Regions from separate parts of the Homo sapiens genome. Here region 2 is linked to region 1. The links are chromatin loops, found by intact Hi-C in ENCODE. Cell type or tissue: B cell. All regions are shown on one strand. Links, peaks and the distances in the headings refer to the core of each region. The heading gives the core; the rest is flanking DNA.

Evidence for each region. Peaks named below come from ENCODE experiments on the same cell type or tissue, not always from the same donor. Only the 100,000 strongest peaks of a DNase experiment are listed, where the experiment ranks them.
Region 2: it touches region 1 in a loop (4-fold over the local background); 8 of 110 quality-filtered maps call a loop at or near these places.

The regions. Positions count from the first base shown.
Region 1 is chr14:95,258,269-95,268,770 of GRCh38, forward strand. The region is part of intron 1 of CLMN (calmin); the gene reads right to left. Among named protein-coding and RNA genes, the nearest start is that of CLMN, 56 kb to the right of the region's middle. RefSeq lists enhancers at 479-1,150, 3,023-3,649, 6,909-8,108, 7,339-7,388, 7,629-7,678 and 2 more and a silencer at 7,129-7,188. In B cell, for the core only: no CTCF peak of the experiment used is centred there; a DNase peak (open chromatin) is centred at 7,413; H3K4me3 peaks cover 639 bases; H3K27ac peaks cover 1,099 bases.
Region 2 is chr14:95,139,411-95,148,422 of GRCh38, forward strand. The region is part of intron 1 of DICER1 (dicer 1, ribonuclease III); the gene reads right to left. Among named protein-coding and RNA genes, the nearest start is that of MIR3173, 5.9 kb to the left of the region's middle. In B cell, for the core only: no CTCF peak of the experiment used is centred there; DNase peaks (open chromatin) are centred at 1,227 and 4,621; H3K4me3 peaks cover 700 bases; H3K27ac peaks cover 7,348 bases.

The DNA of each region.
Region 1 (10,502 bases), core at 2,466-10,465:
ATGTGGGGGCGTGTGTGTGGTGTGTGTGTGGTGTATGTGTGTGTGTGGGGTGTGTGTATGTGTATGTGTGGTGTGTGGTGTATGGTATGTTTGTGTGGGGGTGTGTATATGTGTATGTGTGGTGTGTGTGTGATCTGTGTGGTGTGTGTAGAGGATGTGTTTGTATGTGTGGTGTGGTTGTGTGTGGAGGGTGTGTTTGTGTGTGGTATATGCATCTGTGGTGTGTGTGTTGAGGGTGTGTATGTGTGGTGTGTGATGTGTGCGGAGGATGTGTTTGTATGTGTGGTGTGGTTGTGTGTGAAGGGTATGTGTATGTGGTGTGTATGTATCTGTGGTATATGTGCGGAAGGTGTGTATGTGTGGTGTGTGGTGTGTGTGTGGAGGGTGTGTGTATGTGGAGATATGTGTATATGTGTGGTGTGTGGTTGTGTGTGGAGGGTGTGTTTGTGTGTGGTATGTGTATGTATCTGTGGTGTGTGTGTGGTATGTGTATGTATCTGTGGTGTGTGTGTGGAGGGTGTGTATGTGTGGTGTGGTTGTATGTGGAAGGTGTGTTTGTGTGTGGTATGTGTATGTATCTGTGGTGTGTGTGTGGTATGTGTATGTATCTGTGGTGTGTGTGTGGAGGGTGTGTGTGTATGTGGAGGATATGTGTATATGTGTGGTTTGTGAGTGAATGGAGTATGTGTTTGTGTGTATGGTGTGTGGTGTGTGTGCGTGGAGAGTGTGTTTGTATGTATGTGTGATATGTGTTGTGTGTGTTTGTGTGGTGTGGTGTGTGGAGAATGTGTTTGTATGTATGTGTGATATGTGTTGTGTGTTTATGTGTGCTGTGGTGTGCTATGTGCATCTGTGTGTGTGAAGTGGGGTGTGCACTCAGGGAGTTGGTGCTGCATGGCAGGCTGGAGCGGAGAGCTGTGCCGGCCAGCAGGGCTAGGAAAGCAGTGGGCCGGCCTCCTAGTGTCAGAGGTATAGACAACCACTGCTCTTCCCCAATGTCAGTGGGAATGGAGGGGTAAACACATATGTTTGGTTGGGAGATGCGACAGAGCTGACAGCAGGCTGGACCCTGGCCGTCCACTGGCTCCCCACTCACCAGGCCTGACCTTGGGCACCAGAACGGAGAAGGAAATGTGCGTGGACAAACCTCCGGGTTACCAGAATGTGCACTTTATGAGGACACGGAGGAAACCCCCACCCACCTCTTCCTGGGCCCCTCCTGGAGTTTCAAGAAACATCTGGGAGGAAACGAGACAGGCTGTAGTTCCCACAGAGCTGCTGGGAGCAGGCCAGGGAAACGAGATCTTGATCTGTTTGGGAATCCTGTTTTTGTGCCTGGTTGGGGGCTAGGAGAGGAGATCACTTGCACAGGGCCCACCCCCACCCCCAGGTGGGACCAGCACAGGGCAGATACCTGTTCTGAACTATGGGCATCTGCTGTTGAGTTCACTGAGCACAAAAGTAATGACATGCAAACTCAAAACCATGGCATGCATAACCCCTCAAAGGTTCTTCTTCACTCAGGACTCTTCAGCATTAAAATGCATGGCCAGCTGCACCTGCGTTTCCTCTCCCCACACCCACCTGGACGGCTATTCCCTTGCGCTTGGTGGCTCCTGAATATGCCTGCTTGCCTGGGGCTCCAGGCCTTTGCACACGCTGTTCCTGCTGTCTGGCACTCTCTCCCTGCACTTCTCCACCTGCTCGTCAAATTCCTCTGGCTGCCCTCCCTAAGATAGGGGTGGCACTTCCTTTCCACTCCCTGCTATTGCAGCACCCACGACTCTGCATCCTCCTGTGGGCATCTGGCACATGGCAGGTGTTCAGTAAGCATATCATTCATTCATTCATTCTGTCCTGCATATTGGTTCACTAGAAGAATGGATCAAAAAGCCAGGCGCAGTGGCTCACGCCTGTAATCCCAGCACTTTGGGAGGCCGAGGCAGGCAGATCACGAGGTCAGGAGATCGAGACCATCCTGGCTAACACGGTGAAACCCCATCTCTACTAAAAATACAAAAAAATTAGCTGGGCGAGGTGGCGGGCGCCTGTAGTCGCAGCTACTCGGGAGGCTGAGGCAGGAGAATGGTGTGAACCCAGAAAGCGGAGCTTTCAGTGAGCCGAGATGGCGCCACTGCACTCCAGCCTGGGCAACAGAGCCAGACTCTGTCTAAAAAAAAAAAAAAGAATGGATCCAACAAACAAATTACTGAATAAAATGTTTGTTGAAAGAATCAAGCACTTACAATATTGCCTGCTATGAGTGGAGACGTTATCTTAGACACATCCTTAGTCTTCAGGGAGCTTGTGATTTTGACACACAATAACAGAAGGCTTGTGGGAAGTGTGACTAATATCTTACAGTCCATGTCAAATGTGAAATCAATGGTAAACACAATACATATTGTGGGGTGAGTTGGTGTGGGTGGGAAACGATCCTTGGAGGCTGGTGTGACCATGGGAGGCTTCCTGGTGGAAGTGTCTTTGACTCAGGTATTGAGTGACTACACAACCCAGTTTATCTCCATTGTCCAAATGAAATACAGTTGATTCTCATCATTCACAGTATGATATTCTATGAAGTTGTGGTCAACCCTGACTTGTGAATACTGAATCATTGTTTTTGTGGAAATACAGTATTAGGTTCCTGCAAACCTCTGGTTACAAATTTTTTCCAACCAACCAATACATACCCTTGACTCTTGTTTCATGTGTGTTTCTGTCTAAGGAGACTTTATTGAATATGCATTGATGACTCACTAACACTGAACTCATGGCCAACAGCGCTGTAACTCATCCCTGAACGAAGCTTACTGAACACATGTATTTTCTCCGCAAGGAACGTCAGAGCCTTTCTGCACTTCCGGACTCTGACTGGGGGCTGTTTTAAACGGCAAGATCACCGAGAGAAAGCACACAAATGCAAAAAAAAAAAAAAAAGTGGCACTAAGTAAGCTGTGGAAAGGACACTTATTTATAGTTTGAGAGCTGAAGCAGAAGGCCGAGGCCCATTGCCTCGTTTCACCTCCGCTGGGAACGTGCGCGTCTGGCTGCTCAGACTTTATGCCGCTTTGCGCACCTCCGTGAAAGACGAGCACTGATTGTGGAGACACAAATACATTTCAGAGAGTGGGTGAATTCCCGGATTCTGTCTTTGTAAACTGGTCTACTCTCTAAAATGGATTTGTAGCTACAAATGTCATGTTACTGCCATGGTTTTTGCATTTTTGTAGTTTCTCCTGGGCATCTTGCTATCTAAAACGGCCCTCAGGTATAGTGCTGAAGTGCAGAAAGGCTGCAATATTCCCTGCAGAGAAAATACACTTATCAGGGAATGGAATGGAATGAGCAGTCACTCTCAGCAGTGAGAGTCACCAGTTTTAGAGGACCTGTGCCTCTGCATTGCGACCTGGAGACCACACAACTGCTGTCGGGAAGGATGGCTCTTCCAAGCCTGGCCTTCCCAAGATGCCCACAGGTCCACCCGCTCCTCTCATCTGCCCATTGGGCAGTTATGCCCCAGATGACATGGGGATCCCCACAGCCCATGCCCCCCTGCAGCAAGAACCTGGAAGTCATCACTGGCTTCTGCGTCCCTGGCCTCTATGAGTATCCATCAGCCTCACTCAGAGGGAATGAGTCCTGACAACCTGCGAGCAGCTTTGTCCCCCAGATGCCTGTCCTGGAAATTTTTCCTCCAAGCGGCAGCTTGGCTCTGGGCTCAGGAGGGCCCGCATCAAAGGCCTGGCTGTGCCTGGCTGACAGGCGCTGGGGCTGGGCCAGCGTCCACGCCTGTATTCCCAAATGCTCCCAAACATCCTGGCAAATCAATCTGAACTCTCCACGTGTCTCCCCACATCGTTTGGACAGCCAGCAACCCGATGTCATCACCTGTTCAAAAGCATTAAAGCTATTCTCAGAGCTGGGCTCCAGGGGACTCTCACTGAGCTGATGTTTTCTCAGAGCCCTGTACCTGCGCTGGGGTTCACTGAGTTTTTGGCCTGGCTACTGAAAACCACTCTGCCAGCTGTTCTGTTCAACAGAAGAACAACAAAATAAATACATTCCCAGTGACCAGAGGACAACTCAGCAAGCAGCGACCTGAAAAATAATCTAGAACAAGCAAAGAGTCAACCAAAAGATATCCACGTGACATTTATGAAATGCCTAATAAAAATAGCTACCACTTCTGCAGCACTTGTTATGTGTCAGGCAGGCACTGTGCTTAGGGCTTTAGAGACAGTATCGTATCCAATCTTGGTAAGTTCAAGGTAGGGCCTACTCTTTTTCCCATTTCATTTATTTATTTATTTTTGAGACAGGATCTTACTCTATTGTCCAGGCTGGAGTATAGTGGTGTGATCATGGCTCACTGCAGCCTCATCCTCTCCAGGCTCAAGTGATCCTTCCACCTCAGCCTTCCGAGTAGCTGGGACTACAGGTATGTGCCACCATGCCCGGCTAATTTTTGTATTTTTTCTAGAAACAGGGTCTCCCTATGTTGCCCAGTCTGGTCTCAAACTCCTGGATTCAAGCAATCCTCCTGCCTTGACCTCCAAAGTACTGGGGTTTCAGGCATGAGCTACTGTGCCCAGCCTCCCCATTTTCTGGATGAGAAAGTTGGCCTCAGAGAGTCAAGTCATGTGTCCAAGGCCACGCAGCTTGTTCTTCTGGGAGGTAGGAGCAAAACTAGGCCATGGTCTCAGAGCACAGCTCTTAACCACCCTGCAGTGACAGTGGCTCCCAGGCTCAGCCTGTGCCACCCAAACCAACTGCCCAGCGCATATGTGGCTCCCTGTATTAGTCTGTTCTCATGCTGCTAATAAAGACATACCCGAGACTGGCTAATTTATAAAGGAAATAAGTTTAATTGACTCACAGTTCAGTATGGCGGAGGAGGCCTCAGGAAACTTACAATCATGGTGGAAGGTGAAGGAGAAGCAAATACGTCCTCTTCACGTGGCAGCAGCAAGGAGAAGTGCCAAACAAAGGGGAAAAGACCCCTTATAAAACCATCAGATCTCATGATAACTCTCTCACTATCAGGAGAACAGCATGGGGGTAACTGCTCCCATGATTCAATTACCTCCCGCCAGGTTGGTCCCATGGCACGTGGGGATTATGGGAACTACAATTCAAGATGAGATCTGGGTGGGGACACAGCCAAACCCTATTACCCACTGGGGTCTGGCACCTACAAGCCTGAAAGATCCAGACACTGATGAGGGAATGAAGTAGCCACATCCACCTAGCAAAAGGGTTCCGGTGTGACCCAGGAAAAGGAGCGGGAGGCATCTGCCCACTTCACCTCAATGCAGGAGTTTGGCAATGGAGCCCTAAACGTTACTTGGAATATGAATTCACAGGTAGCATAACTGGATGTTCCAGCTGGAAGGGCATGAGACAGGCTTTGCAGAGCCTAGAGCAGCCAAAGAGATGAGGTGGGGGTGGCTGGGAGAAGAAAGGAAACCTCGGATACATTTTGTAAGTTGTGCCTCAATTTTCTGGAAAATGGGGATAATGGCAGTGCCCACCTTGGGGGGTTGTTGTGAGGATTAAATGAGTTAGTGCCTGTGAAGAACTCACACAAGTGACTGGCACAGCAAATGCCCAGTGAGTGTCGGTTATGGTCATTGTCACTAGTATCATCATGACCTCAGACCCTCTGAGTCCGGATTCATGACCACCATTCCCAACTTGGTATTCAACACACCTACCTTATTACTTTGCACCTTATTACTTTATTTATTTATTTATTTATTTATTTATTTATTTATTTATTTATTTGAGACAGGGTCTCACTCTGTCACCCAGGCTGGACTGCAGTGGCACCATCTCAGCTCACACTGCAGCCCTGACCTCCTGGGTTCCAGCGATCCTCCCACCTTAGCCTCCTGAGTAGCTGGAACTACAGGCATGCATCAATATGCCTGGCTAATTTTTGTAATTTTTGTACAGCTAGGATTTCACTATGTTGCCCAGGCTGGAACTCCTGGGCTCAAGCAATCTGCCTGCCTTGGCCTCCCAAAGTGCTGAGATTATAGGCATGAGCCACTGTGCCGGACCCCTGCATCTTATTTTAATAAATCCTCAGCCAGCCTTGTGACCTCGGAGTGCCAGAACTGGATTCGAGGCCCCACTTAGCAGCTGTACAACCCTGGGTTAGTCCCGTAAAACATTCAGTCTTTAAGCTCAGGGAGAATCACAAATCCACCATGCTCAGTACAGAGGGCTCAATAAATGGCTAGTGTGTTTACAAGACCACAGAGGCGCGCAGAAGCTAAGGTTACACTACTAGAAAATGAAGGAGGAAAGACTCACATCCAGGCCTCCCAGGGTCCATGCCCTTCACAGGAAAGCCCCCACTTCTATGAGCATGTTTAGAATAAACACAGTGTGATGGTTACTTTTATGTGTCAACGTGACCAGGCAATGGCACCCAGAGATGTGGTCAAACATTATTCTAGATGTTTCTGTGAAGTCGTTTTTTAGGTAAGATTAACATCTAAATCACACTTTGAAGGCTGGGCGCAGTGGCTCACACCTATAATCCCAGCTCTTTGGGAGGGCAAGGCAGGAGGATCACTTGAATCCAGGAGTTTGAGACCAGCCTGGGCAACATGGATCTACCAAAACACCGTCAGATCTCATGATAACTCTCCATCTCTACCAAAAAAAAAAAAAAAAATTAGCCAGGTGTGGTTGCAGTGGCTCATGTCTATAATCCTAGCACTTTGAGAGGCCAAGGCAGGAGGACTGTTTGAGCCCATGAGTTTGAGACCACCACATGCCAAAACCCTGTCTCTACAAAAAAAATACAAAAATTAGCCAGGCATGGTGGTGCATGCCTGTAGTCCCAGCTGCTCTGGGAGGGTGAGGCTGAGAGGGTCTCAGCCTGGGAGGCAGAGGTTGCAGTGAGCCGAGACTGTGCCACAGCACTGCAGCCTGGGTGAAAGAGTGAGACTCTGAATCAAAAAAAAAAAAATCCCCAGCTGACTTTGAGAAAAGCAGACGGCCCTCCATCAAATGTGGGTGGGCTCCATCTAATCAGTTAAAGCCTTAACACAAAGCGTGACCTCCTCTGAGCAAGAAGGAATTCTGCCAGCAGGTGCCTTCAGACTTAAACTGCAACTTTTCCTTGCGTCTCCAGCCTGCTGACCTACCTTACTGACTTTGATCTCGCCAAACTCCACAATTGCATAAACCAATTCCCTAAAATAAGTGTCTTTCTCTGTATGTAGACTCATCCTCTTGGCTGTTTCTCTGGAGACCCCTGACTAATATGCATAGGTATGACTCCTGGCACAGTGCGTGCTACAAAGAGGAGAAGGCACTACCTGTGAATCAGACCATCTGTGAGTATTTGCAATTGCCCAACCATATCAATTTCTCACTTTCACTTCCTGGTGAGTCATATTCCGAGCAGCTGGCTAGGATCAGAAGAAACAAGGCATTCTTTTCATGCTCAGACAGAGCCCTGTTGAACGTTTACCTTCCTGAAGAAGGCAGAAAGAGGAAGGGCCTCCTAGTGACATTCTCCAGCCTTGAGGAAGAAGAAAATTCTGATTTAATGAGCTTGAGTTTGAATGTAATCAGATTTTCTCTATAGCAACAGCTCCACAACACAATCCTCTTGGCAGCTGCAACAACCAGCCATCTCCTGATGAAACCAGACATCTCACACACGGGCCACTGGAGAAGCCACCGTCGAGGCACAAGATGCCAGAGGATGGGACCACCCCACCTGGTCATCAGCTTTAGATTTGAGTGGGAGTAAGCAGGTAGTGCCACAGTCCTTTGATTTGGGAATTTACAAATGCGTATCTAAAAGTATGCTTCCCCTGAATTGAAAGTCTTTCCTCTAAGATCTGGAACGAGACAAGGATGTCCACTGTCATTACTTTTATTCAGCATAGTACTGGAAGTCCTAGCTAGAGCAATTAGGCAAAAGAAAGAAACGAAGGGCATCCAAATGGAAAACGAAGTCAAGTTATCCTTGTCTTTAAATATAAAACAACATAATCTTGCATTTAGAAAAACCTAAAGACTCCACCAAAAAATGTTAGAACTGATAAATTCAGTAAAGTTGTAGAATACAAAACCAACATACAAAAATCAGTAGCATTTATATGACGAAAGCAAACAATCTGAAAAAGAAATCAAGAAAGCAATCCCATTTACAATAGCTATAAAAATATAAAATACCTAGGTATAGATTTTGCCAAGTGAAAGATGGCTACAAGGAAAACTATAAAACACTGATGAAAGAAACTGAAGAAGACAAAACAATGGAAAGATATTCCATGTTCATGGATTGGAAGAATTAATATATTAAAATGTCAAGATCACCCAAAGTGATTTACAGACTCAGTGCAATCCCTATCAAAATACCAATGACTTTCTTCATGGAAATATAAAAAAATTCTAAAATTTCTAAAAATTCACAAAAGACCCTGAATAGCCAACGCACTCTTAAGCAAAAAGAACACAGTTGGAGGCATCACACTATCTGACTTCAAAATACAGTACAAAGCCAAGTAACCAAAACAGCATGGTAACTGGCATAAAAAAAGACACAAAGACCAATGAAACAGAATAGAGAACCCAGAAATAAATCATGAATTTACAGCCAACTTATTTTTGACAAAGGGGCCAAAATGGGGAAAGGGCAGTCTCTTTAATAAGTGGTGCTGGGAAAATTGCATAACCATATGCCAAAGAATAAAGCTAGACTCCTATTTCTGAGCATACAAAAATCAAATCAAAATGAACTAAAGACTTTAAGACCTAAAACTATGAACCCACTAAAAGAAAACATTGAGGAAATGCTCCAGGACATTGGTTTGGGCAAAGATTTTTTGAAAAAGACCTTAAAAGAACAGGGAACAAAAGAAAAAATAGACAATTGGGATCACATCAAGCTAAAAAGCTTCTTCACAGCAAAGGAAACAATCAACAAAGTGAAGAGACAACATACAGAATGGGAGAAAATATTTGCAAACCATCCATCTGATAAGGGATTAATAACAAGAATATGCAAAGAACTCAAACACCCCAACAGAAAAAGAAACCCCCAAGTAATCCAATTATAAAATGGGCAAAGGACACAAGTAGACATTTCTTAAGAGAATACATACAAACGGCCAACAGGCATATGAATAAAGTGCTCAACATCACTAATCATCAGGGAAACGCAAATTGAAACCACAGTGAGATATCATCTCACCCCAGTTAAAATGGCTCTTAACCAAAAGACAGGAAATAACGGATGCTGGTGAGAATGTGGAGAAAGGGGAGCCCTCATACACTGTTGCTAGAATGTAAATTAACACAGCCACTATGAAGATTCGTCAAAAAACTAAAAATAGAAGTACCTTATGATCCAGCAATCCCACAACTGGGTAAATATCCAAAACAAAGGAAGTCAATACATCAAAGAAATATCTACACTCTCATATTTATTTCAGCACTATTCACAATAGCCAAAATATGGAATCAACCTACGTGCCCATCCACAGATAAATGAATAAAGAAAATGTGCTATATATACACACAATGGAATATTATTCGGCCATAAAAAAGAAATCCTGTCGGTTGCAGCAATATGGATGAAACTGGAGATCATTATGTTAAGTTAAACAACCAGGCATAAAAAGACAAATATCACATGTTCTCACTCATGTGTGGGAGCTAAGAAAGGATCTCATGAAAATAGAAAATGAATTTATGGTTATCAGAGGCCAGGAAGGAGAGAGGGGAGAGGGGATGAAGAGAAGTTGATTAATGGGTATAAAAATTCCGTTGGATAAAAGGAATAAGACCTAGTGTTCAATAGTTCAGTACAGTGACTATGGTTGATAATAATCTCTTATATATTTCAAAATAGCTAGAAGAGAAAAATTTGAAGCACAAAGAGAAGATAAATGTTTGAGGTGATGGATACCCCAATTGCCCCGGTTTGATCATTATACATTATATGAATATATCAAAATATTGCACATACCCTGAAAATATGTGTATCGTTTATGTAACAATTTTGTAAAAATAATAAATGAACTATCTGTATGTGCAATACCTTGGATGTATCTGAAGGGAATTATGCTATGTAAAAAAAAAAAAAAAAGCCAATCTCAAATGATTACACCACCATGATTCTTACTGATACAACATTCTTGAAATGACAGAATTCTAGAGTTGGAAACTGGATTTGAAGTTGCTGGGGGTAGTGACTGAGAAGGAAGGGTGGGGGCATGACTATAAAAGGGAACCACAACTAATCCTTTTGATGGAACTTTCTTCATCTTGACTGCCATGGTGGTCACACAAATCTACATAGGTGCTAAGATTTCCTAGAACTAAACACACAAGCACATAGATGAGTCCATAAGCAGCTGGTGACATCTGAACCAGCTGGAGGGATTGTGTCCAGTTCTTCCTCCTGGCTGTGATACTGCACTGTAGCTATGAAAGAGGTTACCACTGCAGAAACTAGTGAGGGTATA
Region 2 (9,012 bases), core at 1-8,000, 120 kb before region 1:
AGAATGAAAACAATGTCCACCTGAGTGACATTAAAACCTCAAACAGCTTCTATTTGCCTTTCATAATTTCTATCACAGATTTTTAGAGCTATTCATAGACACACATACACAACATACATGTTATTCTTTTACTGGAGCACAGCTCCATAAGAACAAGACATGAGTCTCATTCTTTGCACCTCTTAAATTTCCTGCTACAATGTTCTGTATATACATTTAAGTAAATATTTGACAAACTGAATTAGAGACTCATGAATGTCCACACAATAATATACAGAACAGAATCATGGATGGATCAAGATATATTTCTATTCGGTTTGGAAACACACATCTATCCCACTCCTACCAGCCCTGAGAGATGAGTGCAGGAGAGAGGATGTACAAGGACATAAAGAACAACAATTTAACCCTTCCAATTATATTTTCCATAAGGTTACAATGTTTAAATTAATTTTCATTCATTTAGTGGACAATAACTGGCCCCAGTAATGCACTTTCTATTTAGGGAAAACAAATCCAAGACTTAAAATTCCAACAGGTAATCTGTAATATAAAAACAGGAAAACCTATAATTTTGCCAATTTTTACTTTCTTGGCATGTTTAAACAGATTTTTTAAACTTGGCCTTAATGAAAAGATCTGAATCTCTGCTGGCAGGTAAAGGTTCTAGTTTCACAGATAAACTGGCTACCATTAACTGCTTTTGCAGAGCCAAAATAACTCCACATGACTGTTTTTCAACTATAGATTTTAAATTTCTGGTCAAACAACTTACCCTCATGAAACTAGTGAGGTTGTTTCATAGTTTCCACATATTATGCACTTAGAAATACAGTCATGCACCCAATAACAATGTTTTAGAGACTGACCCCGTATAAGACTATGGTCTCGTAAGATTATGATACTGTATTTTTACTGTACCTTTTCTATGCTTAGGTATATTTAGATATACAAATACCACTGTGTCACAACGGCCTACAGTATTCAATATAGTAACATGGTGTACAGGTTAGTAGCCTAGGAACAAAAGGTCATACCATATAGCCTAGGTGTATAATAGGCTATACCATGTAGGTTTATGTTAATTAAGTACACTCTATGATGTTCACACAATGACAAAATCGCCTAACAATGCATTTCTCAGAAGATATCCAGTCATTAAGCAATGCATGACTGTAATTTAGCAAAAGACAAGAAAGACAAGAATAAACTCTCTTCCTCTTTCCACATGATGAATCACAGATTTACCGTTTTAATGTTTGAGATCTCTGTGTTGCTCTTGTCTGAACTGCATTTTGACATTGTGATAGCAGTTTATTGGAAAATCACAGCATGCCCAAGCTTCTGCTCTAAAAATAAATGCAAAAATAGCCAAGTTTAAGATTCCTGTAAACTGAACAGAAACACATCTACAAGAGAGCCCTACTGATATGAAGAGTTGAATAAAAGGCCATTATTTTGAATTAAATTTTAAACAAAAGGCATTTAGATTATTTTAGGATACCAAGGCTTACCCTAAAACAAAGAACAAGAGAATAAGCTACAATAGCATGCCTAATTCCCAGAGATCTGGGAGAAATAAAGAGCTAGAGCAAAGTTCAAAAAAAGATTTCAAAGCTAATATAAGGAAATCAAAGTAAATAAAGTCTAAAGATGGTATTTTATAGAAAAATGAAAAAAATAGCTATTATTTCCTAAATTCACATAAACGAAAGAAATAAAGAAGGTCACCAGAAGACGTACTTGGCTGAGAAATCCAAATAACCCAGTAGTAACTCTTTAACACAGGTATGAAATCCATCAGCAATTCCAATTTCCCAAAATGAAATTAAAAACACAAAAGGACAGTTACATCTACACTATACATTTTTATAGAATTAGTTTATAAATAAAATAATTCAAGAACACTGTTAATGTTAATGTCGGGCATAAATTTAAATTTGGGGTGGCTCTCTAAAAGAGATTATAAATCAAAAACTAAGAAAGCATAAAATGTAGATATAAAAAGTTTAATTTGATCAACAAATACTGATTTTGTTAGATCTGACATCAGACTTGGTTTGCGCTCAGGTCTGAGCCTTCTGCAATGCCTCCACTACCATAAGCTCAGGAAAAACAAATTGGCAGTGGCCTCTTTTTACTACTTCCAGTCCTTTAAAAGACATTCTCATGGAGGTTAAAGTTCTCATTTCATACACAAATTTGTTTTGCTAAGAAGTCAACAAAGCAGACTGGGGCAACCTTATCACTACTTTGGCATATACATATTTACCTCAAAATGCTGATTCTAAGTTCTTTCAGAGTTTCCAAGTCTGTATTAATTCATACCCTAGGTAACCTAAAAGCAATCAGAGAGAAATTTTAGAAGAGACAACTCATTTTTTAAAACGAACTTTAAGAGATGTTCTACTTTTTAAGATCCCTCATAAAATTCTTTATCTGTTGGGCAACAAGACAATGCATGTCTAAAAGAACTGCCCTTTAAAATTGGGATATTATGTTCTAATACAGCCAGGAAAAACAACTTGTTAGTACAATCCAATTAGATAGAAGGGATAACTCTTGGCATTAAATTACCTTTTCCCTCAGTAAAACTTGGCTTTAAAAATACTTAAACACTATGATAAATCAGTACCATGCTGTATATGAGCATATCTTCCTATCTCCCAATATGTCAGTGCTTATGTTTTCATTTTTCTTTTTGTTTTTTATTTTTTTTTTCTATTTTGTAGAGCTGGGGCCACCCCATGTTTCCCAGGCTGGTCTCGAACTCCTGGGCTCAAGTGATCCTCCCACCGTGGCCTCCCAAAGTGCTGTAGTCCCAAAAGATTACCCAAATACCACTGCATTACAACTGCCTACAGTACTCAGTACAGTAACATGCTGTATTGAATACTGCAGATTACAGGTGTGAGCCACTGCAACCAGCCAAATTTGTGTTTTCTAAGGCTACCTCAGACTTCATTTAATTTTTAATTTCATTCTATACCGCCACCTAGTAGGATGCAAAGACCACGCACACCAACATGTCCTGCTGTGTCACCCTCTAGAGATGATTTCCAATTCAGACTCACCTCATTCCTAGAAATGCCATAATCAAATTACTAAGTTGATAATCCTTTAAAATTCAATGTCACCCAACTATTACAAAATTATTGCTAAGTTATCCACATTATTTCCATTGATAATTCCATACATACATTAGAAAGGTAATATGTCAAGTATAATAGCAACTTATTTTATACTGGTAATTCAAAGCTAATAGGTCATTTTCTCATTTTAATTGATCACTGTGAAGTAAAGTACAAACCTGCAAAATCCTGTTTCATAGGCCCCTTTAAGATAACTCTGAAACAGGCACGCCACATATCAGACAGTCAAGTTTTAGTACAAACTAGCAAACTTAATCCACATTAGCAACTAAATGCAGTAACGAGGCTGTATCCTTTCACAGGCTAGTAGCAAGAAAGAGCTAACCATTCAGATCTGAAGCCTAAAGGCACCTAGAACTTTCTGCTGTGAATTTTCAAAATTGGTGACAAAATAATTTCAACTCATCCATGTTATTATGCATCACAGATTCTGACATTATTAACTTTGCAAATATTACCATCCAGATTTCATTCCTACTCTCACAAAGCCCAAAATGCATGACTTCTATAAAGTTCCAGGATAAACAAATGGAAAAAAACCACAATATAGTGACATTAAAACAGTATAAGCAATACTCATGGTAAGCTAACAGAGAAAACTAAAAAAATGTATGAAGCACTTTAAGTTCCTAGTAACAAAAGTGCTATGTGAGATACAAGGCATTATTTTAACTGCAATCACGCCTACATCACTTAGGACAGCCATGGTATAGATACAAAATACTGACTGTTGACGTAAGGACAAATACAAATTAAAAATAAGAGGCATAGTTCTCCCTGCTGAAAATAAAAGGGAAGAGGTCCCTTTCCCCTTTTCTTTTCCAGATTTTATTTCTCCCTCCCTTTCAATGTATATAAATTTAAGTCTCTAGTCTTATAACTTGGCTATGTTTCCTAAGGACCTGAAAGCCATCTCTGAAATGGGAAATAACACTCAATCGCCTGGTTTCCTAGGAGGAGATGGGCCTAATCTGTCACCTGACTCCAAAATGTAAAACCTACCTCTAGTCATAAAAATGTGAAAAAAAATTAGCAATTTTATCTTGAAAATATGGATGTAATGGATTGTAACCATTTAGTTACATAAAACAGTAAGATTTCTTTCTGTCTTTGCCATCCCTTTAGTGACTGCCTGTGATGGGCACAGCAGTCTGATTTAATGTTCATTCAATAATAACATTGTTTTCTTTCTTTTCTACCTTTGTGGAGCAATTTTCTGGGTTGGGAGATTTTGGTTTTAATTGTATTTCCCTAACATTAGCTTTTTTATTTTTTAAATATAGCCCAAATCTCAAACAGTATTCATACCAAATAATAAAATTCCATTTCTTAGAACTTAAATACTGGAGAAGCCCTAAAATATGCTGGCCAACTACATGGAGGAATTTTTAAAAATGAAAATGAAAGTGGGCAAACAGCCACACTGAAAATGAATCCACACATAGAATCCAAGTTGTTTGAAAACAACTCCTACCTACTTCCCTTTTCTAAGTTGTAGAGCAGAAAAAGTCTCAGATGTTTTTAGCTAACTTAATAAGCAAATTGATGCTCTTGCCTCTTAATATACACATTTATATTTATACATATACTTATATATACATATAAACATGTATTTAATGGACGTATTTGCCTCAAAACACTGATTCTGAGTTTTCAGTGACATCTATACACTGTCACTCCCTTCTCATGTATACCCGCCTATGCAGGAGGCACTGAGTAAGGCAACTGGGGATATAGGAAGCAGCCTCTTTTTTTTTTCCTTTGTACCTATCTTTCTTTTAAAAATTATCTTAATGCCAGCAAGCAGTTCAGTGTCAGAATACCAAGGTTTAAATCCAGACTCCACTACCTCGCTAACATTGTTTACTTGCCTGTAAAACAGAAACACCTGACTATTACGAGGATTACACAAGATCTTAAACTTAGTAGAGAGAAAATAAAATGCTTGGAACATACAAAATCCATATCATACAAAATATCTCTACCTAGAACCATTTTTTTTAGCATAATTCTTAAACTCTTAAAATTTTATGAAACCCTTAAAGAAAACCTAAAATGTTTCATTAACCGTAAGATTCGGCATAGAAAATGCATTCTCATATAATGCATAGAAGATTTTATACAGAATTTATAGCCAGATTAACCTGAAAAACCACAAACTCCTGAATGGGGATCAGGAGATGCCACCCCCAACTATGCCACTTTGGTATATTATTTTGAGCTGAAAGCAATTAAGAATCAACAGATTCAGGAAAAGTTCTATGCCTTCCCTTTTTCTACTTAAGAGTAAGGCATAAACTCCCCCTTCTTCTACACCAGGAAGAAAAGAACAATCCTTATCACAGCACAGAGAGATGGCACCAAGATGAATCTGCATAAACAAACCTTAATAAATAAACCTTTTCTACCAATGGTTTCCTCCATACACCGTCTAATCACCTTCCCACAGTTTATCAACCCTAGAAATCCAAACATCCCCTCCTTTGTCCTTCCACAATTTATCACTCTTTGTTAAGATGGTATATGAGCCTCTAAATCTAAGTGTTTCTTTGGGATTTTACATCTTTTTCTTTGATGCCCCTGTGCGTGCAAAAATATTAACATCAATACAAGCTGTAGACCTCTTCCCCTGTTAATGTCTTTTGTTAGTTTAATTCACAGATCCCAGCAATAGAGCCTAAGTGGGTGGAGGAAAAGTTTTCCTCCCCTACATTCCAAACAAGCTAGCCATTATGCATTTACATTAAGATGAAAATCAATGCAATTAAATCACAAAATATGGTACCTAACGTAAAGTAAATTTAAACAGTTTTGTATTCACTAGTTCTCTTGAAAAACAAACAAAAAATACTGTGTACTACTTACTGGCTGGACAGACATCACTGAAAACATTATTTCACTGAACTGTTTCTTAGGCAATAAAATGTTTCACAGAGAAACAAGAAATAGTAATAATCATGGATATTTCAAAAATATAAAAAAGAAATCAAAAGAAAATATCCAACATATCCACAGTATATAAAACAAGTATTTCAAGGATTTATCAACTATTATTTAGTGAATATAGACTATGAAAAGATTAAGGTCAAACCAAGGATTAAGAGACTAAAGAGAAAAAAAAAACAATAATTTCAAGAATTTAAACACTGGTATCTTTGCATATTTAAATACAAAACACAAGAACTATTTATATTTTTACTTTTAATTGTCATTTGTCTTTTTAAAAAGTTTTTTTTTTAGTTTACCCTAACACTATGGGTATGAACTTTACATTTCTGTCATTCTTAATTAAAATTCGCTGCACATTAACCTAGTCATTACCACACACACAAAAAAAACTTCATATAGAAACGCTCCCTTCATCATTACCATTTATAAGAGCAAAGAAACACTCCCCGCCACCAATTTACATGTCTAACAATGATTGAGGAAATGGTTTGGTAAACCCTGGTTCATTTTACATGGTGAAGTTCAATTCAGCCATTTAAAATGGTAAGTTTATAATGAACAAAAATGCTTATGTTGAGAGCAGCAGCAGGCAGACAAATGCCTAGGCAGACAGGGGTAGGTCCCCAGTGAAACCCCACCTTCAAATCAAAGACAGTTTAAAGCCTGAAGGTCGAGATACACAGTATTTTTTGTTTGTTTTTCAAGAGAACTACAAGTCCCAGATAAATCCAGGGACCGGATTGAGAACCTGTCTTGCCATTTGGCACACTTTCCTCTGATTGATCCTCACCCTTCACCTATCTTACATATACCTACACTTCCCTAATTGGTTTCTTACACTGTCAAGCCCACCTTTGAGTGGTGCTTTTAACTTTTTTTTGCATACTCACAAACCAATCAGCACACACTCCCCTATTCTGAGCCTGTAAAAGCCCAGGACCCAGCCACACTGGGGGAAAAACCACACAACTTCGGGTGGGGAACCACCCCCGCATCCCCTTTCTGCTGAGAACTGTTTCATTGCTCAATAAAATTTACGTCTGCCTTCCTCACCCTTCAGTTGTCAGCATATCCTCATTCTTCTTGGATGCAGAACAAGAACTCAGGAACCGCCAAACGTGGGTATGAGCCGTAACACAGGTAGGCTGGGGCATGACTGGCCCAGCCACTAGCTGAGCCAGAGCACAAGCCAGGTGTGGCACAGGCAGGCCAAGTGGGAGGGTAGCATAGCCAAGCAAGGCCCGGACACGGGGGTCACCAGCCAAAGGTCCCCAGCTGGTAAAGTGACTGAGAAAAATCCTGTGTAAATGGCTTTAAATGAAAAAGTAGAACACTTTTATTTACAGTGAGACTATAATTATGTCTTAGTTAAAAACTAAAGGAAAGGAAAAAGGGAGGGAGTGAGGAAGGCTAAGAAGGAAAAGGAAGTGAGAAAGGATAAGAAGGAAAAGGAAGAGAGGAAGGAGGTGAGAGAAAATTAGTTTACCCAAAAATTAATGATGAATTACTTGGATGAGTATTTTTCCTTTAAACTTTTCAGCATTTTAAATTTCCTACAACTTGAACACACAGAATTGGGAATTGGAAAACAAACTTTCAAACTGTGGATGATTTGTGTGACGATAAGCTAGAGACATACAATTCTGTTTTAGGTATTGAAAACATCCTCCCAGCCGTGTGCAGTGGTTCACACCCATAATCCCAGCAATTTGGGAGGCCAAGGTGGGCAGATCACGTGAGCCCAGGAATTCTGAGACCAACCTGGGAAACATGGCAAAACCCCATCTCTACTAAAAATATAAAAATTAGCCAGGTGTGGTGGCATGTGCCTGTAGTCCCAACTCCTCAGGAGGCTGAGGCGGAAGAATCACCTGAGCCTGGGGGGCTGCAGTGAGCCATGATCACACCACTGCACTCCAGAGTAAGACCCTGTCTCTAGAATGAATGAATTAATGAGTAAAAACCTCCCCCGTTAAGGCACAAAATGTGGTAACATTTACCTGAATATCTGAGTGGGAAAAAACACACACAAACTGTTTTTCCTTTGTTCTCACACACCACATAAAATTTCTGTGACCAAATGTGTGGGGTTTCTCCCCAACAACAAGCAAGCCATCAATTCTGCAGCGGACACCAGCTGGGTGTCTTCTATTAATGACTGAATTCCAACATTATCTACCTGGAGATAGCATCAGATCCCACAGGTTGAGGGCTCCAGTCCTCAAGACCTCCCCCACCCTTCCGTGTCAATTGCAAACCTCAGGTTATTTTTTGCCCGTGCTCCCGACCAATCAGTTAACTGGGGTTCCCACAACGCCCTCCTGGGATTTAACTTGCTAGACCAGCTCACAGTCCTTGGGGAAAAACTTACTTATGTTTACCAGTTTATTATAAAGGATATTACAGGCTGGGTGCAGTGGCACACGCCTGTAATCCTAGCACTTTGGAAGGCCAAGATGGGAGGATCGCTTGAGGCCAGCAGTTCGAGACCGGCCTGGTCAACACAGCGAGAGTCCATCTCAATAAAAATAAGTAAATTAATTAGGTAAAGGATATTACAAAGATCCAGATGAAGACATGCACAGGGTTAGGTATGGAGAAGGGGTATAGAGCTTCCAAGCCCTCCCAGAGCAAACTGCCCTCCAGGAACCTCCATGTGTTCAACTATCCAGAAGCTTTCCAAACTCTGTCCTTCAGGGTTTTTATGAAGACTCATTACCTGGGCATGATTAACCTTCAGCCCCTCTTCCCTCCCCAGAGGTTGGAGGGTGGGTCTGAGTCCAAACCTCTAATCATGCCTTAGTCTTCCCAGTAACCAGCCCCCATTTTGAAGCTACCAGGAGCTACCGGCCACCAGTCGATCATTAGCATACAAAAACACATCACTTTGGAGATTCTAAGGATTTCAAGC